3 separate regions of the Mus musculus genome follow, and regions 1 and 2 are each linked to region 3. The links are chromatin loops, found by intact Hi-C in ENCODE. Cell type or tissue: gastrocnemius. All regions are shown on one strand.

The links. Hi-C counts contacts between places; a loop is a spot of excess contacts. Peaks named below come from ENCODE experiments on the same cell type or tissue, not always from the same donor. Only the 100,000 strongest peaks of a DNase experiment are listed, where the experiment ranks them.
Region 1: it touches region 3 in a loop (2.4-fold over the local background); 3 of 42 quality-filtered maps call a loop at or near these places.
Region 2: it touches region 3 in a loop (4-fold over the local background); 5 of 42 quality-filtered maps call a loop at or near these places.

What each region holds. Positions count from the first base shown.
Region 1 is chr12:80,458,337-80,466,336 of GRCm38, reverse strand. It overlaps Exd2 (exonuclease 3'-5' domain containing 2), which reads right to left and starts at 3,242. Exons shown (of 9, transcript NM_133798.3): 1 at 3,057-3,242. Gm46363 (a long non-coding RNA gene) reads left to right here and starts at 7,211. Exons shown (of 2, transcript XR_001780646.1): 1 at 7,211-7,659. In gastrocnemius, a CTCF peak has its summit at 3,246; DNase peaks (open chromatin) are centred at 2,248, 2,831, 3,146 and 3,841; H3K4me3 peaks cover 2,142 bases; H3K27ac peaks cover 3,127 bases.
Region 2 is chr12:80,150,897-80,158,896 of GRCm38, reverse strand. No RefSeq gene overlaps it. Among named protein-coding and RNA genes, the nearest start is that of 2310015A10Rik, 22 kb to the right of the region's middle. In gastrocnemius, CTCF peaks have their summits at 963 (motif pointing left), 4,744 (motif pointing left), 5,636 (motif pointing right) and 6,879 (motif pointing left); a DNase peak (open chromatin) is centred at 4,733; H3K4me3 peaks cover 412 bases.
Region 3 is chr12:80,639,214-80,647,213 of GRCm38, reverse strand. Erh (ERH mRNA splicing and mitosis factor) reads left to right here and starts at 3,103. Exons shown (of 4, transcript NM_007951.4): 1 at 3,103-3,450; 2 at 6,170-6,257. The coding sequence starts at 3,448. Slc39a9 (solute carrier family 39 (zinc transporter), member 9) reads right to left here and starts at 2,999. Exons shown (of 7, transcript NM_026244.2): 1 at 2,238-2,999. The coding sequence starts at 2,333. In gastrocnemius, a CTCF peak has its summit at 4,382 (motif pointing right); DNase peaks (open chromatin) are centred at 2,991, 3,357 and 4,376; H3K4me3 peaks cover 4,080 bases; H3K27ac peaks cover 2,108 bases.

The DNA.
Region 1 (8,000 bases), 180 kb after region 3:
TACAGAGTGAGTTCCAGGACAGCCAGGGCTACACAGAGAAACCCTGTCTTGAAAAACCAAAAAAAAAAAAAAAAAAAAAAAAAAAGAAAGAAAGAAAGAAAGAAGGAAAAGGAAACAAACTAAACTTGACTAAATACTTTTTCTTTATAACTTTTTTACTATGCTTTTTAATTTAGATAATTATTAAAACTTTTTAGTTGCTATCTCTTTTATCATCACAATACACATAAATAGGTAGTATACATGTATGAAAATGTTATAATAAAATTCATTATTGTATATAATTATTTCAGTTAGCACTTGCATATAGTGAATATTCAATTATATGTAGATATTAGTTAAGTCAATGATAACCAAGCTACTGTCCATAGAACCACTAAGATTAGATATAGAGTTGGGGTATAAGGGGGATAGAAAGCTCTCGTTAGGAAAAGAAAACAGAATAGTTATAGATGGATGAGGTGGGGGCTAGAACAGGAGAATCAAGTGGGAAGAGGTAGGGAATATGGGGGAGACAATTAAAATTAGTATGGAAACCAAATACAATAGAAGCTTCCTACAATAAATAAATATATAAAGATGATCTAAATATAATAGCCAAATAATGGGGGAGACAGAGTCCCAGCCAGGTACCTTGTCACCAAATGAAGCTTCTGGTACTAGGACTGGGTTACACCTAATTGAATTGTTGGCCAAAGACGTCTCATCCCCAAACAACTGAGTCTGTTGCCAAGACTATGGGTTGCTCTCCAGAAACTAACTCCAAAGCCCCACTGCTGAACTCACTGAACATGGAGAAACAAGCTAGCGCCCACGTAGAGCCTTCACCCCTATGGTTTAGTGCCTTTGGTACAGGAAGGAAAGTACTCTACATGCCACCAAAAGAGAAACATCAAGCCAGCCACAAATCCTCTGATCTACAGTGGCGTCCTGCCTCCAAAATATGCTAGGGCAGTGGTGACAACAAAGCTCATGGAATAACTGACCAACATCTCATCTGACTTAAAGCTCCCTCTCTGAGATGGAACCTATACCCAACATTGCTTGTGGTGACCAACAGCAAGAAACTAGATAATCCAGGGACCTGGGTGAGAACAAATACCACTCTTCATAAAGGGGGAGGCAGTAAAATGACTCCTAATGACATACTGCTATACTCCTAGATCAGTTCAGCTTTTATCAAGAGTTTTCTCCTGTAGCAGAATGTGAATACTGAGACCCACAGCTGGACACTGTGCAGAGTGACTGTGATGGTTTGTATATTCTTGGGCCAGGGAATGGCACCATTTGGAGGTGTGGCCTTGTTGGAATAGATGGGTCACTGTGGGCGTGGGCTTAAGATCCTCACCCTAGTTGCCTGGAAGTCAGTCTTCCACTAGCAGCCTTTGGATGAAGACATAGAACTCTAAGCTCTGCCTGCACCATGCCTGCCTGGATACTGCCATGCTCCTACCTTGATGATAATGGACTTAACCTCTGAACCTGTAAGCCAGCCCCAATCAAATGTTGTTTTTATAAGACTTGCCTTGGTCATGGTGTCTGTTCACAGCAGTAAAACCCTAACTAAGACAGTGACAAACCTCGAACACTCAGCTCTAAATGTGGTGCCTCCCATCAAACCCTTCCCCTCAGGGCTTAGGGACCCCACACCCCAAAGAGGAGGTGGAAAGAGTGTAAGAGCCACAGGGGATGAAGGACACTAAAAAACAAGACCCTCTACATGAACTCAACAAAGCTCATAGGAACTCATGAGAGGCTGGGGCTTCATGCCCAGGGCCCACGCAGGAGTTCAACAGGTCCTCCACTAAGTTACAGCTTCCAGTTTAGTGTTTTTATGGGATCCCTGAGGATTCAAACAAGCAGGTCTCTGACTCGTATGTCTTCTCTTGGTGTCTTTGCTGTTTGTCTTGTCCAATTTTGATTTGATGGTTTTATTTAGCTTATATTTTATTTTGTTCGATTTTATTATAACCCCTTAGAAGCCTGTTTGTTTTCTAATTGAGACAGAAAGGGAGTGGATTCGGATGGGAAGGGAGGTGGGGAGGAACTGGAAGGGGTGGAGGAAGTGGATACCACAGTCGGAATATATTATGTGAAGAGAAAAAGATGTATTTTCAACAAAATAATTCAACAGCACCAGCTACTTTTCCAGAGGACGCAAATTCAGCTCCTAGCACACTCCCTCCCACCAGGCAGCTCACAGGCGGCTGCAACTCCGGCTCCAAATAACGCACACACATAAACAAAAATAAATCTTGACTTAATCCCAGCACTTGGCAGAGGCCAACAGATCCCTGAGTTCCAGGCCAGAAAGGGCTACATAGCGAGAGACCCTCCCCCTCCCCACTACTCCAGTTCTTTAAAAAAGAAAAAAAAAAAAAGAAAAAAAGAAAAAAAAGTTACTAAAAACAAAACAGTTCTGTGTTTCTAAGGAATGGTTACATAAGGGAATTTGCGTCCAATCGTGTACCAAAGCTTATAAATACTTGAGTTGTCTGAATTTTGGTGAACAGCTGTCCATTTTTAATAAATAAGATTTAAAGTTCTAGTTTGATCTGCCCCGCCAAAAAAAAAAAGCCAAAGCCAAAGGTGAAAAGCCAAAGCCAGAGGTGGTGCCCAGCAAATCGACGGGCGGCGAGCGATGTGGCCCCGCAGGTCCCGGGTGGGGCGGGTCCCCCGAAGCCCGGAGGAACCCCGGCGGGGGCTGCTTTTTAACTGACGAGGTCAGAAAGCCTTGAAGGGTTGGTGGATGCTCCTGACGAGGAGACGGGCGGATGGAAAGGGGCGGCCCGGGAAGGCTTGGGGACCAATGGCGGGACGAGTCCTCCCCGAACCTGAGGGCTCAACCGCCCACACCGAGAGTGAGGGGCCAAGAGGCCGCGCCTCAGGGCGGGGAGAGGGGCAGTGCCAACAACGCCTGGGCACCTCTGCAGCCCAACAGTCGCCCACGCGCAAAGTGGTCCCTTCAGCATCACCACCCTCTCGAGCCGCGCTGGAAACCCCTCTGCCTGCCACACAACCCCAGAGAGGACTTTGCCAACCCGAGCTTCCCTTACCTGCGGCCTCCAGCCTCGACCGAACACCTGCGGCACCCCACGCTGACAAGCTGGAACCCCCGCGGCGGTCTGGGCGCACCCACCCGGATGCATAAAAGCCGTAGCCACTTCCGGCCCAGTGGCTGGCCAGGAGGATACAACCCCCGTGGTGTGTGCCTATGGGCCGCGCCATTTTGTACGGAAGCCGCTAGGGCAGCATTTCCTCCCCAGGTTCTCGGTTAAAGGATGGGGAAGGAGGGTTATAATTGCGAAGACTTAATGTCTTCAGAAAAGTGGTGTTTTCTGAGATGCCGCTTCGTCTTTTGGTTTTGGCTTTGAAGGAAGAAGCCTATTGAACTTTCGCTCACAAATGCAACACAGGACATTTTTTCTCTTTTACCCAGGGTAGCGTTTCTCCACTACATTAATTTTCTTATTTTTTTTCCATTTTTTTATTAGGTATTTAGCTCATTTACATTTCCAATGCTATACCAAAAGTCCCCCATACCCACCCACCCCCATTAATTTTCTTATATTCGAGCGGGAAAATAAGGAAACTGTTTACAGAATGTGCTCTTCATTCGCGTTATATATTATAGCCATTAATCTCTCTCTCTCTCTCTCTCTCTCTCTCTCTCTCTCTCTCTCTCTCTCTCTCTCTCTCTCTCTCTCTCTCTCCCTCTCTCTCTCTCTCTCTCTCTCTCTCTCTCTCTCTCTCTCTCTCTCCCCTCTCCCCATCTCCCTCTCTCTCCCTCCCTCTCCCTCTCTCCCTCTCCCCTCTCGTACATGTCTGAAGATGCCAGAAGAGGGCGTTGAGCCCCTGGAAAAGATTTATAGAGCCGGCGTGGATTTCTGAGTTCGAGGCCAGCCTGGTCTACAGAGTGAGTTCCAGAACAGCCAGAGCTACACAGAGAAACCCTGTCTCAAAAAACCAAAAAAAAAAAAAAGAAAGAAAGAAAAGAAAAGGAAAAAAAATTATAGAAAGTGTTGAGCTATTGTGTGGGGGCTGTTAATTGAACCTGGGTCCTCCAGAAGAGCAACCAGTGCTCTTTACTGTTGTCATCTCTCCTGGTCCCTATATCCTCATAACAACCACAATATTGTCTATATATGAAACCATTCATTCAGGATTGATTTTTTTTTTAAGGGGGTTAAAGCAGGGTGTTGTGTAGCACAATCTGGCTCTCAACTCTCAAAATGTGAGCAAAGGTGACCTTAGATTCCTGATCTTCCAGCTTCCATCTCCCAAGTGTTAGGATTACAGGCAGGCTTGGGCCACCACACCCCGTTTATGCAGTGGTGGGGATCTAGACCTCAGGCTACAATGATAAATTTGAGGTAAGCCTGGGTTACACGAAACGCTATCTCAAAAAGGAAGGAGTTTTGTTTTGTTTATAAATTTTCATCTTTTTCTGTCCACTCAAGAAGCTTAGAGGCTGGTTGGAAACATCCACAGTAGCACTTGAGCACACACACATACAATGTGAGAAGTGAGAGGACATCTTTTGAAGATACAGAAATTTGAGGGAAATGCCCATAATAATTTTAGAACTCTATAAAATCCTCTCAGACATGGTGCTATTCTCACACATCACACAAAGGGATAAGTCACTGAACAACCCACAGGTTAAATATGAATTCTCTTTGTTTTGGAGGAAATCACTAAGGGATTGAGGTGAAGATGACAAGGAGACAAGAAACTCTAAGACTTTATACAAAGTAAGTGGTACATGCCTATAATCCCAACACTTTATATAAAGTAAATGGCACATGCCTATAACCCCAGAACTTGGGAGGGGGAAGCCTGAAGATCAGAAGTTCAAGGCCATTGGCCATACAAGTAGTGAGTTTGGGACTAGCTTGGCTGACATTAGAGACTTGGTTTTAAAGAAAAAAAGAGAAGGAGGGAGGGAAGAAAGGAGGGAATACAGAAAATCAGAGAAGAGTCAGCAAAGAATTTAAAGTTCTTGGAAGGAGAATACAACTATAGAAGAGAGTTGTTAAGGAAGAGAGAAAAGTTTAAGGTGTTTGATCTTCCAGAGACAAAGGTCAGTAAAGTCTGTCATTCTGTCCTGCTTTTGTTCTAGTAGATTCTTTGGAGGAGTTGAAATAGATAAAGAACTCCAAATCCAGCTTTGCAAGAAGGCAACACAAGGCTACTTCTGGATCTGCTGGAGCTGGAGGGCAAAGAGTGGCCAGATGACATGTAGCCACAGACATGTAGACCACAGAAGAAATATCACCACAGGAGAGTTAAAGGTGATAGATTGAAGCTGGGTGGCAGGGCACAAGCCTGTAATTCCAGCTCTTGGGAGATGGAGGCAAGAAGACCAAGTTCAGCCAGCCTCAGCTATATGAGGGAGGCCCAGTCTAAAACACAGACACACACACACACACACACACACACACGGGGTGGGGAGGAGAGGACAAGTATTGTGGTACATACCTATCATCCCAGCACTGGGTGGGGGTGGGGCAGGGGTACTGAAGCAGAAGTATTACTACAAATTCAAGACCACTTTGATTTATATATCAAGTTCCAGACCAGCCAGGGCTGCATAAGCAAGACTTTATCCCAACCGTGCCCCCACAAAGTGTATTAAATATATAAAACTTCAAGGTGGGGTGGCTCGAGAGATGTGAGCTAGATTGTGAGCATTTGCTGCTCTTGCAGAGGATCCGGGTTCCATCTTTGAGCACCCACATGGCAGCTCATAAGCATATGAAACTCCAGTCCTCAAATCCTTCCCTGGCTAGCAAGGCCCACTCCAGTGATGTTCCTGTCTCAACCTCTCCCAGTGCTGGGGTTACAGGTGCAGCCACACAGTGGCGTGGATTTGCACTCAAGCCCTTGGTGTTTTCACAGTAAGGACTCTTAGCCCACTGAGCCACCCCTCGAGCCCAGAGGTCATTGACAAGGGGCTGCTGCTGCTGCTACTACTACTACTACTGGATTAACTATGAGACTGGCTTTTTCTATGGTTGATTTGGTTTTCTCTGGCTTGTCTTTAAATGGGCGTGTCAGTAAAATATAAGGATGCTAACTCACTGACCAAGTCCTGACCATGCTGGCTGACTGCTGCAGAGCTTGCGAATCAGAGTTCTACCCTCATACATGGTCTGGGTCGTTGTCTGCTGTAAACTCAGACTCTCCTAGGAAAGGAGATCAAACCACTGATGGTCCAAAAGCCAGAAAACAGAAGGATAATGAGAACCAATTTAGCTAACTTGTCCTCTATAAAGGGGACAGGCACGAGCAAGTTTGAGAGCTGGGAATGGTGGCACCAGCCTTCAAAACCAGCATGTAGAAGACTGAGGCAGGAGGATCAAAAAGTTCCAGACTAGCCAGAAATGAGACTCTGTTTCGAAACAAAATAAAAACAAAATTCAGCCAGCCTGTGGTAACACACACCTTTTATCTCGGCACTCTGGAAGCAGAGGCAGGTGGATCTCTGAGTTCGTGGCCAGGCTGGTCCACACAACAAGTTCCAGTACAGCCAGGGCCACACAGCAAAACTGTGTTTAAGTAGAAACTTCTAGTTCTTAGAAAAGTTATTTATGCCAAATGATGCTTTGCTGGGGCACACAGTTGAAAGGATGTCTTGCTAAAGCCAACACCTGAAAGACTGTTTTTCTGAAGCAGACACAGGTGAAAGGATGATTGGCTATAGCAGACACGTGAAAGAACTCTTGATGAAGGAGAATAAATATGACCCCACAGACAGTGGGAGATGGGCACTGAGCTTCGGTTTGGTTTGCTCTGCCTTACCATTCTTCGCTAAAGGCACGCACGCATGTATTGGTTCGCCTTACATAGCATTGTTGAGCTCAACATGTTATAATACTGCTGTTGAGAGAGACACTCCCAAGAACTGCTCATGAAGTTCCTGCGGCAACTTGCCACTTCTGTGGCCTCACCTCGGGTGGTTGGAGATCCTGGTGGTTTCTTCAGGATTGAACTGCAGCTGCCTGGTGTCTGTTTGCTGAAAGGACTGGACTGGACTGAAAGGACTGGACTGGACTGTAGCGGCTGGTTCATGTGTGCTGTCTGCCTGCCTGCCTAGAGGACTGGTCTGCAGCTGCAAAGTTGTGTTTGGTGTTTGCTACAGGACTGAACTGCTGCGTAAGAAGATGGAGCTTCCCCCAAAGAACTATTGTTGAACAGGTACACTTCCCCTGTATCCTAATAACTTTTCTCTTCCACTACCTCTGCTGGATGGTGGGCTAAAGGAGAAGTTAAAAGTAGGTTGCAAAAAATTATGCCTACAGGTGGCACCCAATGTGGCTTAGGCATAATGGGTAACTCTGCTTCTAATGTGGTAGAGAAAACTGTAGATTATGAGGGGTTAGCAATGTTACTTAAGGAAAATAGCAAAATGGCAGCTTCAGTTGCTGGGTAGTCTCCTACTATGTTCCTAGCAGGGGTTTTCTAGTTTTGCTTTGTAGTGTTCACATATACTATTCTGAAAGTTTGGAGGGAAAGCTGAAAACTCAGGAGGTTAACTCAATTCTCTTTTGTTAGAAAACATTGCAGACTTGGCTATGCATGTAGAGTTTGTGACTAGAAGTCGAGGTGCTTAGAAAGCAAAAAGAACCAGGGGGAGAACAACAGAGTTCAAGCTTGGTGAGTAGGACCGGGAATGGACTGCATGGAGAAAAGGGGAAAGAAAATAGGCTGGACAATAAAACACTGCCCTGCCCTGCTCCACGCACTTTCGATACCAGGTGCCCAAAGTGCCTCAGTGAGACAAGGAGCCGGGAAGAGCAAGCACAAAGGGTTAATGTGCAACCGAGTGCACCACCAGAGGATTTGCGTGGGCCTACACAGCCTTCCCAGTCTTTGTGCAGCATGTGCCTGCTAATGATGGTATTCTTGCCTATAATGAATTGATCTAAAGCATTTTAAAGAATCTGTTGTTTTGTACGGCTTACATTTTTCCTTTGTCAAAGAAATGCTAAATAACT
Region 2 (8,000 bases), 490 kb after region 3:
CCACCACTGGCTGGCTACCTGTCTGTCCCTCATTCTCTTTCCATGTCTGCCTCTTAACCTCCCACATAGACCTCATGTAGTGGTGGATGCCCAAATGGACATATTGACCATTCTCCAGGTTCTGCTTGGAGAGTGGCTATCACTGGGAACCTCTGTCTAGCTCCTGAGATGGGAACCCAGTCCTTCCAAGTGCTAGAATGGTTTGATTCTGCAGGGTGGGAAGCCATTCCTGGAGCCTGGTTGAGGTGGGAACCCTGAGAGTCTAGAAGGAGCTACCACCCCACCTCCCCCGAGGCTTCCTGTATATTTTTCCACACATACCCCAGCTGGAAGGGTGGAGAATGGTAGCCTGTGCAGACAGAAAGTGGGGGGGTATTTTGGTGTGCAGTTGTGTGGCACTGCAATGACCAGTAAACTGTCACTGGGCATGTGTGGGAGACCCTAGGCTTAGGAACAAAATTGTTACTTTATAATTCGAGGCATTGGGAAAACTGGGTTTTAAAGAAAAGTATTTTAGGGTATTATATAAACTGTATTTTAATAAGCTGTGTGTGGACTTGTAGGCTTTATCTTAAGTTACAGTAGTCATAAAGGACTTCTTGAAGGAGGGTGCACATCAGCGGAATGCTGCGGCAAAGTGAGAAGCCTATGTAATTCTCAGCCAGCTTGCCTTCCACACAACTGGGGAAGAAAATGCTGTTTTAGAAGTGTTTTTTAAGATAAGAAAGATAACTTAAAAATAAAAGAGAATCCCAGCACTAGGAAGTCAGAGGCAGGTCTAGCGCTCGCTCTTAAGTTCAAGGTCAGCCTGAGCCACCTGGGGGATTCTAGGTTAGCTAGAGCTACATAAAGAAACCCCCGTTTAAATAAACAACCAACCAAGCAAACGAATGAATGAATAAAAATAAATGACCAATTTAAAAATAAAAGATAGGCAGATGCTGCCCTCTAGTGGCCAGATGTAAAATTACAGCTTTTCATAGAATGGAAAAGTGCAGCCAATCTACCCATTTGGAGGACTTAGAACAGGTCCCAGGATTGTGAGTGACTATGTACAGCCGTAGCACAGAGTGGCGACAGAAGCACCTAGGCCCATTAGTAGGAAAAGAATGGCTACCAAGCGTTAAGCACTTACTTTATGTTGGTCTAAGACAAGTGTTTTACACTTGCTCTAACTTTACACTTATCATTATTATCCTATTTTATGTTTGGTGTTTTTGAGACAGGGCCTCCATATGGCCCTGGCTGTCCTGGAACTTACAATGTAGACCAGGCTGGCCTTAAACTCGTAGAGATCCACCTTCTTCTGCCTCCAGAATGCTGAGGTTAAAGGTGTCAGCTGCTATGCCCAGCTTCTTACCCTTATTTTAAGAGACGAGGACCTAAGGCCTTGACTTCTCACATCTGGGGTCTCACTGATCCAAAAAGCAAAATGTGTTCATCTTAGTAATGGTTCTGAAACTTCAGATTTAAACAGGATTTTAAACAAGCAGGGTCCTAGGCTCTGTCCCAGAGATTCTGAGGGTGGGTTTAAGAGGGGCAGACTACGGATTTGTCCCTTGAATGTTCTAGGTTGGCGCAATAACCAATCTAAACGAGTTTATATCTACACTTTGAGACAACATAGATTAAAAACTCAGCATTACTAAAAGGGACTTTTTTCTGGACATAAACAAGAACTTTCAAATAGTCATCTCTCTCTCTCTCTCTCTCTTCATATATACATATTATACGAGTACACTGTAGCTGACCTCAGACACTCCAGAAGATCCCATTACAGATGGTTGTAAGCCACCATGTGGTTGCTGGGATTTGAACTCAGGACCTTCAGAAAAGCAGTCAGTGCTTTTAACCGCTGAGCCATCTGTCCAGCTCCGACTCATATATTCTTTTTAAAAATGTGTATTTGCCAGATGGAGGTGGCACATGGCTTTAATCCCAGCACTTACTTGGAAGGCAGAGGCAAGCGGATCTCCAAGTTTGAGGCCAGCCTCATTTACAGAGTGAATTCCAGGACAACCAGATCTACACAGAGCAGTAACCCTGTCTGAATTTTTTTTTTAACTTTATGTTTGTTTTGCCTGCATGTATATATAAAGTGCACTGTGTGCATACGGTGCCTCTGAGAAGACCAGAATAGAGGGTTGGAGCTCCTGAACCTGGAGTTACAGACTGCTACGAGCCACCATGTGGGTGCTGGGGATCTAATCTGGGTCCACTGGAAGGAAAGCCAGTGCTCTTATCCACTGAGTCATTTCTCCAGTGGCCTCCTCCTCGCCCTCCCCCTTCCTTGACATGCCTTCCCCCTCCTCTTTTCTTCTTATCAGGGGTCCTGAGCCTGCTTCTTGCTGCCATTCGATCATGTGATTACATGGTTCTCCTCATGTGAATTTAGCACCTTGGTGATGTGGGGCACCTTTGTGCTGCTGGCAAAGGTCTTAATGGTCCGGCACAGCATGTCTGTTGGGCTCAAATGCCCCATCTGCCATGAATAGGCTGCAGTGGGAGGGAGTGGGGGGGTGTGGAGCTGCAGGGCTAGCATCAGCTCCTGGGGCAGCTGATTCCTAGGAACCATCCAGGGAGCAGGGAAGAGCTCTGGCTGGCTGTTTGTGAGCTAAGTCCTGGTGACCATGGGTCTGCTCTGTGGGGAGCTCACAGGATGCCTTCTCCACAGAGAAAGGAGTCCATGAATGTAAGCCCAGGTTCTCTCAGGGCCTCAGAAGTCAGGGCAGCAGCATGCCAACTTTGGGGAAGGTTGGCAACAGGGAGGCCAGCCACTTCATGGTCCTGTCATTCCACATTTGGGGAACTTTCAGCTGAGCAAGGCACAAAGACAAGGGTAGGAAGTCCCCTGGGCAGTGGCCACAGGCCTAATGGTTTCCCAGGCTCAAGGCCTCTGAGGCCTCTGTCTGGTCCTTTAGGGACTGGAGGAAGACAGACCCAAGCTTTGAGGAGCAAAGATTAAGCCGTCTCAGCCGTGTGGGAAGGGATTGGCTCTGTGACTGGGTCCTGCCAACCCTGGCCCTCAGCTCAGGAACCTGGGCTTCAAAGGCCTGTGACTTAGGGAAGGGCCTGTGCCTCTGTGAGGCTTCTATGAGGTGTGTGTGTGTGTGTGTGTGTGTGTGTGTGTGTGAGAGAGAGAGAGAGAGAGAGAGAGAGAGAGAGAGAGAGAGAGAGAGAGTCAGCTCCCGAGGCTGCCCAGGGAGGAAAGCTGTGCATAAGAGAATGAGCAGAAATACCAACGGTGTGTTTGCAATTCTTTTTTACATGTTGCACCTCTCTCTCTCTCTCTCTCTCTCTCTCTCTCTCTCTCTCTCTCTCTCTCTCTCCCTCTCTCTCTCTCTCTCTCTCTCTCTCCTGTCTTTGGCAGTTGTTAGATTGGAAGTTTCATATGCAAACTCAACTCTGGGAGCAGAGGGTGAATAATTCTGGAGCCATGTGTCCATGAGTGGGTCTGGGATCAGAGGCCGCTCCAGTTGCATAGTGTCCAAAGAGGAGGCTGGCCTGCAAGATGACTTGCTCCCAAATGCCAGGAGGACATCATTCTTTCTAGGGTCAGCAAGGACTCTTCATACCCCACCCTATGCCCATAAGGCCCTCCCAGACTCCTTTGCCTGAGCATTTTTTTTCCCTCTCACAATTTCTCTTCTTCCTTTTTTAAAGATTTGTTTTATGTCAGGTGGTGCCCACCTTTGATCCCAGCACTCAGGAGGCAGAGGAAGGCAGATCTCTGTGAGCCTGAGGTCAGCCTGGAGTTCCAGGACAGGACAACCAGGGCTACACAGAGAAATCCTGTCTTGAAAACCAAAACCAAATCAAACCAAACCAAGCGCCAGAACTTTTCTATCAGGACAGGGAGGAGCGAAGCTTTTCCTTGCAACCCATGGTGTCCCGGTGAACTCGCCACAGCAACGGGCAGGATAACAAGAGAAAACACACAGCACACTGACTTATCAAACTTGTATGTGACATGGAGACCTTCAGAAACAGGCACTCGAAGGCTCAGTTAAATTATGAGGGAAATAGTTCGACGAGAAAGGTGTCTGAGTAACGATAATTGTGTTACCCAGTATTCTATCCCTGTGATGAAACACCAGAGACAGACAATTTAATCTGAGGAAAGGGCCGTGTAGTCTCGAGGGCCTCAGCTGTGATCATGTGCCTGGCTGCTTTGGGCCTGCCGTAGCATGGTATGGTGTAGGAGGAGGACTCAGCTCACAATGTTGGGTAACAGGGGATGGAGTAGAAGGGGTCAGGGTCCCAGGTTCCCCTTCAAAGGCACAGCCTTAATGTCCCAACTTCCTCCCCAGGTCCCTACCTTCAAATCGTCATGTTCTATCATGTCCCCAAGAGCACAGCAGGCTAGAGACCAAGCCTTCAATATGCAAGCCCTTTGGGGGAGGCTCAAGATCCATAATATACCCACCTGTTATACATAATAAATGGGGGGGGCAGATAGGCTTCTCTGTTCTGATTCTTCTTGCCCACTCTGCCCCATCATAGGCAAGAAGCAAGATTCTGTGGAATGAGAATCTGATAGCCTGGTGTCAGGAGAGGTAGGGCAGAGGAGCGGCCTTTCTGGGTCTTGTGACTTATTTTAGGGAGAGGGTTTCCAGTTTTCTATGGCTTGGGGAAGAAATGGGAGGAGAGAGGAGGATGGCATGAGACTCAGACACTTCTTGCTTCTGAGGTCCTTCCTATCTTTAGTTCCGTGTGGTCAGCATGCTAAGGCGCCACCTGCTGGTGTATTGTAGGAGTAGCTACGTTTGATATCGATAAGAAGTTATAAGAATAAGTTATAAGAAACACACGTGCATGCCTTTAATCCCAGCACTCAGGAGGTAGAAGGAGGTGGATTTTTGTGAGTTCAAGGCTAGCCTGGTCTACAGAATGAGTTCCAGGACAGCCAGGGCTCTACAGAGAAACCCTGTCTTGAAAAACAAAACAAAACAAAACAAAACGAAAAAAAAAAAGAAAGAAAAAATAATAATACAGGAAGAAACACGTGTTCAGTGTTTTCTTCTGAGGAGTGCAGTCATGTGATTTTAACTTTTCAAGAAAAGTATTTGTGTGTGTGTGTGTGTGTGTGTGTGTGAGAGAGAGAGAGAGAGAGAGAGAAAGCATGCTATAGGAGGACAACTTTGTGAACTTGGTTCTCTTCTTCCTCCTTTACCCGTGTCCTTGAGATCAAGCGCAGACCACCAGGATTGCAAGGCAAACACCTTTGTACATGGAACCATCTTTCCCACCATACGTTTTTTTTCAAGAGGTTTCTTTCTTTCTTTCTTTCTTTCTCTCTTTCTTTCTTTCTTTCTTCCTCTCTCTCTCTCTCTCTCTCTCTCTCTTTCTTTCTTTCTCTCTTTCTTTCTTTCTTCCTCTCTCTCTCTCTCTCTTTCTTTCTTTCTTTCTCTCTTTCTTTCTTTCTTCCTCTCTCTCTCTCTCTCTCTCTCTCTCTCTCTCTTTCTTTCTTTCTTTCTCTCTTTCTTTCTTTCTTCCTCTCTCTCTCTCTCTCTCTCTCTCTCTCTCTCTCTCTCTTATGTGTGTATTATACTTGCATGGATATATGTGTAACATGTGCATGCAGCATCTCTAGCGACCAGAAGAGGGCGCTGGATGCCCTGGAACTGGAGTTTCAGACAGTTCTAAACCACAGCGAGGGTGCTGGGAACTGAACCAGGCCTGCTCCAAGAGCAGTACGTGCTCTTACCTGCTGGGCCATCTCTCCAGCCTCACATCCACCCTAACTTTTAAGTTATCTCTTTCATAACTGCGCTAGTAAAAGATCATAAGGACTTTTCCATTCTTAATCGTTTCTTCTATGCTAGGGGTTGACTTGGGGCCTTGTGCAAGCCAGACAAGGGCTTGATCGCCGAGCTACATCTCCAGCCGTTGTTCTTTTTCTTTTTTTTTTTTTTAAGATTTATTTATTATTATATGTAAGTACACTGTAGCTGTCTTCAGACACACCAGAAGAGGGAGTCAGATCTTGTTACGGATGGTTGTGAGCCACCATGTGGTTGCTGGGATTTGAACTCTGGACCTTCGGAAGAGCAGTCGGGTGCTCTTACCCACTGAGCCATCTCACCAGCCCAGTTATTTTTCTTTTAATGGCCATTTTCTTATTTTACAAGAGGTCCTTGTATATGTATGGCTCAGTTGTTGAGCACTCGTCTAGCATGCAATGAGTCTCTGGGTCCAACACTGCAAAAATAAATTTAAATGTAAAAATCATTCCCCCCCCCCCAGAAACAAATGCAAAAATAGCAGAAAAGTGCATACACATATGAATTTCTTTCTTTACTCAGCAGACGGTTTAGAGTTTGGCCTGCTTCAAAGCCCAAGTGAGACACTGTCTTTGACTTCCCCTCACTCAGCTAATGTTCCTTGTCCCAGGCCTCACCGCCCTGAATGCACCTTCTCTACGTATCTCTAGAAAGTATCTGCAGGAGGCCCCCACCCCCACCCCCAGTCCTTGGAACTAAACAGGAACTCACACATGGCCAGGCAAGCACACCACCGCTAAGTTATATTCCCAGTTGCATCTGTTTTAAATCTTTGCGTTTCCGTAATTTCCCTTTTTCTTTGTGGTTAAATATATAGAGTGTAAGTGTTTACAATTCTAGCCATTCTAGTCCGTGCAGAAAGGTTATAGTCCTGAGGTCACAGGCCTTCATCTCTCAGCAGCGGCCCTGAGCTTCTTCACCTCCAAACATAAACTCCCCGGCTCTTAGCATGTTGCCTTAAGACTCCTTTAAGAGAGGCGAGAGAGACAGTTCAGTTCTTGTAGAGGACCCAGGTTTGATTCTCAGCCCCCACATGGTGGCTCACAACTACCTGTAATTCCAGTTCCTGGGATCTGTTGCCCTCTTCTGGACTCCGTGGGTACTACAAGCACATGGTCCATCGACATACACAGGCAGAACACTCACATAATTTTTTTAAAAAAGACTTCTCTATATTCATAAAAAAAGTATTGGGGTGGGTCTGGAGAGATGGCTCAGTGGTTAAGAGTAGTGCTGCCTTTCCAAAGGGTCCGGGTTCCACTCCAAGCACTCACATGGGAGCTCACAACTGTCTATAACTCTAGTTCCAAGGGGGCCAGCACCTTCTGGCCTCCCTGGGTATCAGGCACAAATGTGGCACACAGACATACATGCAGACCAAACATCCATACACATAAAAAAAAAATTTAAAAGTTGTATTGAGGGCTATTTAAAAAATGGGTTGTATACAGCTATCAATGCTTATCTGGCTAGAAATAAAAATTAAGACAAATTTAAAGCAATATTTTCTTAGCAAAACATCCCCTCCTCCTTGAAAAACAAACCAACGTGTCTGGTGTCTTTCACTTGTAATTTCTGTTGAGGCAGGAGGATTACAGCAACCTCAAGGCCAGCCTAGTCTATATAGCAACCTAGTCAGCCATCCAGGCTTACACAGTGAGACTTCTCAAAAACGAAGAAAAAAGTCAACAAATGTAGATATTGTTAGTATTTTTAGTAAGATTTTTCAAATTGTGTCTTCCAAAACAAGCAAACAAATAAAAACCAGAGAGCAAATCCGAGCTGTCCTTAGCAATGCTGAGGCAGGGTTCAGTTCAGAGCCTTACACGGGCTAGCCAGGTGTTCTCCCACTGTGCACACTTTGTTCTTTGATTTTTAGCAAATCTTTTTACTCCTGGGCTCACTAGAACATAAACAGCCGGGGTTTTGTATTTCTTCTTGCATTCAGCCCACTGCAATGTTTTATGTAGCCTCTGAAATATTCCATTGTACACCCAGAGAATGAATAAATAAATAACCTACTAGGTTTTTTTTGGTTTTGTTGTTGTTTTTTAAGCAGTTTTGATCTTGTAGGGGTGAGACGGTAGTTTCTTGTCAGCCATCACCAGACTAGTTGCTTTCCACTCCTGTAGCAGACAAGTGTGCAAGAGAAAAGTGTAACAATTCACGTTAAACCTCACGTGACCCAGGAGTCCCCACAAAATGAAGACCCAGAGA
Region 3 (8,000 bases):
AGAAAGTGAAGAGAAATCATGCCATACCCGGTTTAGAGGTCAGATCATTTCTAACACTGATGCTGTAAGAGTTGATGGCTCCAACTGTCAACTGACTTCATTTCTGTTCTGAGAAATCCTTTAGAGAAGTACAAAGGTGCACACCTTTAATCCCAGCTCTAAGGAGGCAGAAACTGGGGAACTCCTGTGAATTTGAAGCCAGCCTGGTCCACAGAGTGACTTTGGGACAGCCAGGGCTACCCAGAGAAACCCTGTCTTGAAAAAACAAACAGCTGGTCAGTGGTCAGTGGTGGTGCACGTCGAGGTCTAGGGAAACAGATGTTCTCTTCTGGCCCCCAAGAGCACCAAGCACACACAAGCTGCACAGATACTCTTGCACACAAAACACACACACATAAATATTTTAAAAGAAAGAACAAACAAACAAACAAACAAACAAAAACCATTATGTTAGATGGTTAATAAGTGGCCTAGAAAGCCTAGGCAGGAAAGTAACCCAAAAGAGAGGTTTCATTGGTCAAGGACTGACAGGTGACCTGCTGCCCAGCTCTATCCAACTGCTACCTTGACAGAAAACAGGAAACAACAGTAACAATTTAAATAGCTACCAGAGTAAGTTTGTGAGCTGTGAGCTGGACTTGTCCATGAGCTACGTAGTACATGTACTATGTACCCTTGCCACGGTGGACAGTGGCTGAAAACGGCTCTGACTCAGACTATCTAATTCCAAGATACTTGAACTTTTCAAGTTACAGAGCCTATTTCCTTGTCTGTAATATGGCTGAGTGAGTGTGTTGCTAGGATTTTGTTTGTCAGTGCTAGGAATCAAATTTAGGCTTTGCATATTCTAGGCAAACACTACCATTTGGCTATACCCCAAGCCTTTCAGTGAGTCATATTACATAATATATATAATTTTTTAAACAGTGTTATGGTTATGATGGCTCAGCCGTTAAAAGCACTGACTGCTCTTTCAGAGGACCCAGGTTCAATTCCCAGCGACATGGTGGCTCATGACACTTTGTAACTCCAGTTCCAGGGGACCCCACAACTTCTTTTGGCCTCCAATGACACCAGGATTGCATGTGGTACACAGACATACATGTAAGCAAAACATCCATAAATAAAAATAAAATTAAATAACTTACTGTATCATTAGATTCCAAAGGGCACAGGTGAAAAAGGAAATAGAAAAGGACCACACGCAAGCCAAGGTGACGCCTTCCTTCTCTCTGGCTAAAGGCCCTATTTCCCCTCCCCGCCCAGACTCACCACCCTTTCCACCATAGGCTTTCTCCACCTTCATCAATGCCTTCCCTTCAGAGTCTCTTTGAGGCCTACCTCATGCCTCATCTTTCCTCTGGGGAAGTTAGTCCTTTCAGGAATAGAACAACTGAGGCAAGGGTTTACTCTACTACTGATCTTGGGGATGAAACTATGGAATTCTCTTGCATGCAGTAGTTTTTTTCTCCTTAAACCTTTGAGCACTGTGTACCTAGGACACTCTGATGATCTAAAGAACAGACGAGAATATCTTTTCTCTCCCCCCCCCATAACCTCTGCTTAGTGGATGACAACCTAACAAATAACCCAAAGTGCATCCTGCATTGCAGACTAGGTTTGGCCTCAAACTCAAGAGATCTATCGCCTCTGCCTCCCCAGAGCTGGGATTAAAGGCGTGCAAAAAGTTTATCTCTAAACAAAGAGATTTGAAAATAATCTCAGAATATCCATTCCAGCCCTTGGCTTCTTTGAAAGGAAATGATAATAACAACCTACTGTAGCTTTTTTCTCTCACACTGATTGTAGTGCTGACATCCTAAGCTTTTCTCCAAAAACATTCATGATTTTTCTCAGAAATTGTTATACTGATTTCACCTCAGTGAAATAGTAAGTCTCCATTTGGTTTTATCTGATATCTTGATTTCTTGAAACCTCCAGGAATCATCAGAAATGTAACTGTGGTTCCTGTCTCTTGAAAAATGCAGAGCCCCAACTTTTGGTGGTCGTGGGGGTATATAATTTTCAGAGGATTCTGAACACTCCAGGTTCTCCAGTGTATCATCTATCTACCATTCTTGGTTAAGATGTATACGGTTGAACACAAGCTTTGTTTCTACTGTGAAATGTTACATCTTTTCCTTAATGAGACCTTAGAGCTGAGAAACAGCTTCTTTGCAAATATAGCTAGGTCTAGCATCATCCTAACGCTTGGCAGACAATGGAGAACGTCTTACCTCTGAGAAATTAACAGCCAAAGGAATGATTCCGGCCACGTAACATCCCACCAACATTGCCACAGACAGCAGACTAATGGAGAGAAAGTCATCCATTCTGCCCTCCCGTAGTCACCCTCTACCACCAGGCTTTAAGATTCCAGCAGTTTCGAAAGGCGCTTAGGCTGTTTAAACGCGTGGTCTTCCAAGCAAACGGGAATTTGCCCACTTCTTTCAGCCTTGCCACCAGCCGGGGTGTTCTCGAAGCACGCCACTCTCTTAAGAAGCAAGCTCCTTCTGCTGACTCTAGCACCAGAGAAAACTTCGCGCAATCTTAGGTACTCGGTTGCCAGCCACTGAGATTCCGGTCGGTCACAGATGGAGAAATTGTGCTGAAAGAGACCTCAATCGTCGGAATGAGAGTGTCACGACGACCCGCTCCTAGACAAGGCCCCTGGTAGCAGTAGGAAAGAGGGGTAAAGCCAAGTGTCTTCTTCGCACGCTGTACCTGTTCCTAGGGGTGGCACCGCAGGTGATACGCCCCCAGGGAAGGGACCAGCCCACCAGTCCCAGCAAACTACCTTCCGAGTCTAGAGTCGGGCAAGATGTCCTGCAAGTCTCTCACTTGGGTCGGAGGATTCAACAGCAAAGTCGACACGATGCTGTCTCTGCCCTACACCCGGTGCTACCCATGGTACTTCCCTCAGCCAGGCCCTGACCCTGAGTCGCCAATACTACAGCTGCCATGGCCGCCAAGTGGCACCTCTTCATTACTCCCACTTCCGGATTGTCTCACAGCCTCCTCTTTAGCAGGGCACTTCCGGGTTACAACCGACCTATCGGCCAGGTCCTTATATTGCCGCCATTTTTTTAGAAAGGCTTAAAAAAAAGACGACTGGTGTCGCTGTTGTATTCCCCATCACTTTAGCCGCCTGTCAGTTAATTAGAGTACAGAAGGCAGAATCCCGAAACGAACTCTTCTTCCTAAAGCGGAGAAAGAGTCTCTTACCCATCCCGGCGCCCTTAACCAAGATGGCTGAAACAGCGTCAGTATCCACTCTAGAAACCAGAAACGTGTGTCTCTCTATGGTCTGAAAGATTCCTTTTGCGTCGCGCTTTCGACGACTTCCGGCGGCGGCTCTCGCGGGATTGGCTGTTGGCGGCGTTGCGGCTGAGCTCGTGTGCGGCAGCAGAGGTGTTAGCGGCGGCTGCAGCAAGAGCGTTTGGCGCGATGGTGAGTCCTTAGCGGTTGCCGGGGTCCCCAACTTAGAGGGCCACCCCTGCTCGGTACATCTTCCCATCCTTCCCGCCCCTGCCCTTCTAGCGCGAGCGAGGGAGCTGCTCCCCGCCCCCTTCCCCCCGGCTCGCGGGTGGACCCTTCCCCTTCCCGGCGCTGAGCCGCGGGGCCTGCCCGTAGGCCCCGGACCTGATCCTCCTCCCTGCGGCTGCGCGCCTCCCGCCTGATGGTGGGGGGCGAGGTATGCGGTGGGCAGACGATGCCCTCCCTGCCGATCGCTGCCTGGAAGAGGGAGGTGTGGGGTGCCGTTCATTTCTCATCAGATGCACTAGCCGACTGTAGGAACAATGGCCGGGGAACGTGTTAGACGTTTCCTGAAACTGACACACCCGTCACCTTACGGTTCTCCGTAGGTCGGCCTTAGGGGGTCGGATTGGCTTTACAGTGTGCTGCCTCAGCCTGCCCCCTAACCCCCGAACTTCAAAAAAGAAAGTATTTTTCCTTTTTCAGTATCCTTAGTTGCCCTGTTTTGCCAATTTTGTCAGCCTTCGATCTTGTTCTTTCTTATATTCTCCTGGGAGTGGAGCCTGAAAAGAGACTCCAGGGTCCTGGTCCCAAAATCCGGCAGGGAAGGTTTTTGTTTTATTTGTTAAGTTGTGTGTCTGTGCTTGCACGTGAGTACAGGAGCCCTCAGAGGCCAGAAGAGGGAATGAGATCCCCTGGGTCTGGAGTTAGAACAGGCGGTTGTGAGCGGAGGATGTGGGTGCTAGGAACCAAACTCATGCCTTCTGTAAGAGTAGCACGTGCTCTTAACCACTGAGCCATCAACACTCTGGTTGTTGTTTTGCTTTTGGGGATCTTCCTTTTCGGTGTGTGGTGATTTGCCTGCATGTCTTGTGTGCCACTTGCATGCAGTGCCTGCGACAGACAGAAGAGGGCGTCCGATCCCCAGGATTGGAATTACCTGTGATGGTAAGCGACCGTGCGAGTGCAGGGAATTGAAAACCAGTCCCTTGGAAGAGCAGCTCGTGGGCTTAACCACTGAGCCATGTCTCCAGTACTTATGCCCTCTTATTTTTAAGTAAACAAAAGGGAAATATTTGGAGCAGGTGTGTTTATAGTTTTCAAATATTATTTCAAGTTATTCCTTAATTTGCCTAAAATTTTTAAAAATGTGGCAAAGAATGAATAGCTTGTCTAGGATGAGCCATTACAAAAATGCAAATAGGCTTTCATGAGACTAATTTTCTCAACAACAAAAGTACCATTTGAGTAGCTGGCCTTTTATGAGCCCCTACACAACACATCCTGCTTTCTCTGGCTATTAATAACAAACAAAACACTGTTCACATGACTACAGGTTTCTTTTGTTACCAACTTAGAGTTTTCTCTCAAGTCTTCTCAAACTTAATTAAAGACACAGATCTTGCTGGGGATGGAGAAATAATAATGCTCTTGCTGTAAGAAATTTAAAGTGCTTTTATTTCTGTTTTTATCCAGAAAGCCTAAATCTTAGAAACTCAGTTCAGTTTGTTGATAATTAAATTTTTGGATTATCTCAAAATAGTTTGGGCATCCTGACATGAGAATTTGTTTTTTAATCAGAAACTAGTGTTGCAAGTGAAGAAAATAAGGGGAATAATTTGGCTGAGAATTGGGCTTGCAGTGGAGTTGCATCATGCTAGCATTTGTTTAATTAATTAATCTTGTTTTGTTTTTCGAGACAGGGTTTCTCTGTATAGTCCTGGCTGTCCTGGAACTCACTCTGTAGATCAGGCCAACCTCAAACTCAGAAATCCGCCTGCCTCTGCCTCCCAAGTGCTGGGATTAAAGGCATGCACCACTACTACCCGGCTAATTAATCATTCTTAAATGCACGAGAGACACTATATAAGACTATGCTGGTCAGGATGTCTGCTTCACTTATTTAAAGATATTTTTGGGTTTTGCTTCTTTGAAGAGAGTTGGTGTTAGTGAGATCTAGTGAGTGGAGACCAAAGGTGCCACAAAACATCCTATAGGCTCAGGACAAACCCAAAGAATTCATTTCTGTCCCCAAATATAGTGAGAACTCTGAAGCTGACTCGGCTCCCCAGTGAGCAAGAGAGGAAGGCTTTCAGTGAAGTCCTGCTCCTCTGGTACAATCAAAGATTTTGTACATTCAAAGATAAATTATTTGGGTATGAGCTGGCCCCTTAAGGCAAGTTATCTAGACGAATAGTTCCATAAATAACTTTAGTGTGGTGTTCACTATATACATTTTATATTGTTACTTTATCTTACACCTTGATGTGGGAGGTAACTCCTGTATAAAATGTGGTTCCGCTGTTGTGCTCAAGTCAGGAAAGACCTTAGGTTGATACAGTGATTATAGTATTTCCTGTTCTCCTTTAACTACTCCATGTCTTAGTTTTTATTGAGTTAAGAGAGCTAGAGGCTAGTGGAGTCAGAAAACGGGTTCTAAAGGTTAATAAGAAAAAATGCAGGAGCGGGTATATTTGGAGTTTGAGAAATGATCCAGAGGGTAAGGGGCTGACTTAGTTAAGGGAGTTGTGAGCCCAGCACTGATAGGGAAACATGAACTGCGGATGAGCAACCTAGTCAGTTATGTTTTAGTAACTAACATCTGTGTCACGTCACGTCGGGGGCTTATGTGGTGATGAGAATTTCCGAGTCGCATGTTGGGATATTCATTGACGTTGTTTTTCCCCTTCAGTCTCACACCATTTTGCTGGTACAGCCTACCAAGAGGCCAGAGGGCAGGACTTATGCTGACTATGAGTCTGTGAATGAGTGCATGGAAGGTGAGTGAGCACAAAGGTAATGAGGGGGAGGTTTTTACAGTCCCTCACACACGCTGCTCTCTGGGGGATGAATAGCATGTGGGAACTGGAATCTTTTTCCCCCTACATTTCTTCATTTCTTTTTGTTTGTTTGTTTGTCCGAGACAGGGTTTCTCTGTGTAGCCCTGGCTGTCCTGGAACTCACTTTGTAGACCAGGCTGGCCTTGAACTCAGAAATCTGCCTGCCTCTGCCTCCCAAGTGCTGGGATCAAAGGCGTGCGCTACCATGCCCCAGTTCCCCCCTGCATTTCTTGAAGTACTCATTTAAGCAGGAAAAATAGGTTTTTAGTGTGGACTATTATTACTTGTTACTACATTTTGTTACGATATGTGGGTGTTTTATATACATCTCTTTGACATATTCTGCTAAACTATAACACTGTTACCGTTGGCTCTGAGAAAGCCTTCTGAAACGTAAAATAAGTTAGTTCAGGGAAAGTCAAGATTCACAGAAACAGGTCAATATGATTTATTGTGCATATGCTAAACTCACAGCAGACTCATACCCAGGGAGCCTTTAGAGCGCAGGCTGTTTGCTGCTAAGTGGATTTGGTTTTGTGCTTAAGCATTACATATTAACTGGTGTACTGCCTAACACTGCTAGGAAATTGTTCTTTGCTTCTTTCTATCAAAAAGTTATATAGTTGGTTTGGCTGCACAATGGATCCCTAAAACCGTTGATTATTCAAAATTAACTGGGTTATTAGCCTCCAAATGGAGCTGATTATACCTGTGCAAACAAAAGCTGCTTATAATAAGGATGACTTCCCGGAGCCTGTGCAATACACTTGGCACTGCCATCACATTCGGCTCCTAAAGATGGAAAGGGAAGGCGGGTGATGTGGCACATCCTATTGAAAAGGAAAAAAAAATTAAACGACAAGCAGTGGCCATTACCCTTGTGTGTAATTCCAGCACTGCTGAGGCTAAGGTCAAAGGAGCATGTGGAAGCCAGCCTGAGCTACATAGTAAGTTGCAGGACAGCGTGAGCTGGATACTGGGTGCTTTCTGATAAAACCCGAGTGGGTAGGGTGTAGAGGGTACCTTAGAAGCTGGGGCATAGCTCCGTAGTAGAGAGTTTGCTTAACATTCATGAAGTCCTAGGTTCATGCCTACCAATGCCAAAAGCAGACACTTTCTCTACCTTGAAAATCTGCCTCTATGTTCTTCCCTTCCCTTTCTCCTTCGACTCAATCTGATGCTGGTAAATTTATTTACCAAATTATTGGTAAGAGCTTTATATGGAGTTTAAGTTTCTTTTTTGGTGGGAGGTATATAGAAATAGAGCTGATTTTCATGTATTGATCATGTATGTTACAGCCTTGTTACTTCATTTGTTAATTCTAATCATGTCTTGGTGGCTTCATCTACAAGACCACCTTATACGCAAATAGAGGCAGTTTACTTCTCTGGTCTAGCTAGATGCCTTTTTACTTCTTGCCTCTTTGTTCTGGCTCCAGCCTGCAGTGAAGTGCTGAGTCAGTGTTCATTCTTCGTCCTGATGGTGGCAGACAGTCTGTGTCCATGCCTTTAAAGATGCACGTGAAGTTACCTTCCTGGGCTTGACTTCCTTTTTAATTCTTACAGTTACAGAATTTCAGTGTAGTGTGCTAGTAGCCGTTAGGGGGGGGGATAGCTCAGTAAAGACATAAGCACCAATGAGTGTGAGAGCCCAGAACCCCTGTAAACAAGCCAAACCTGTGC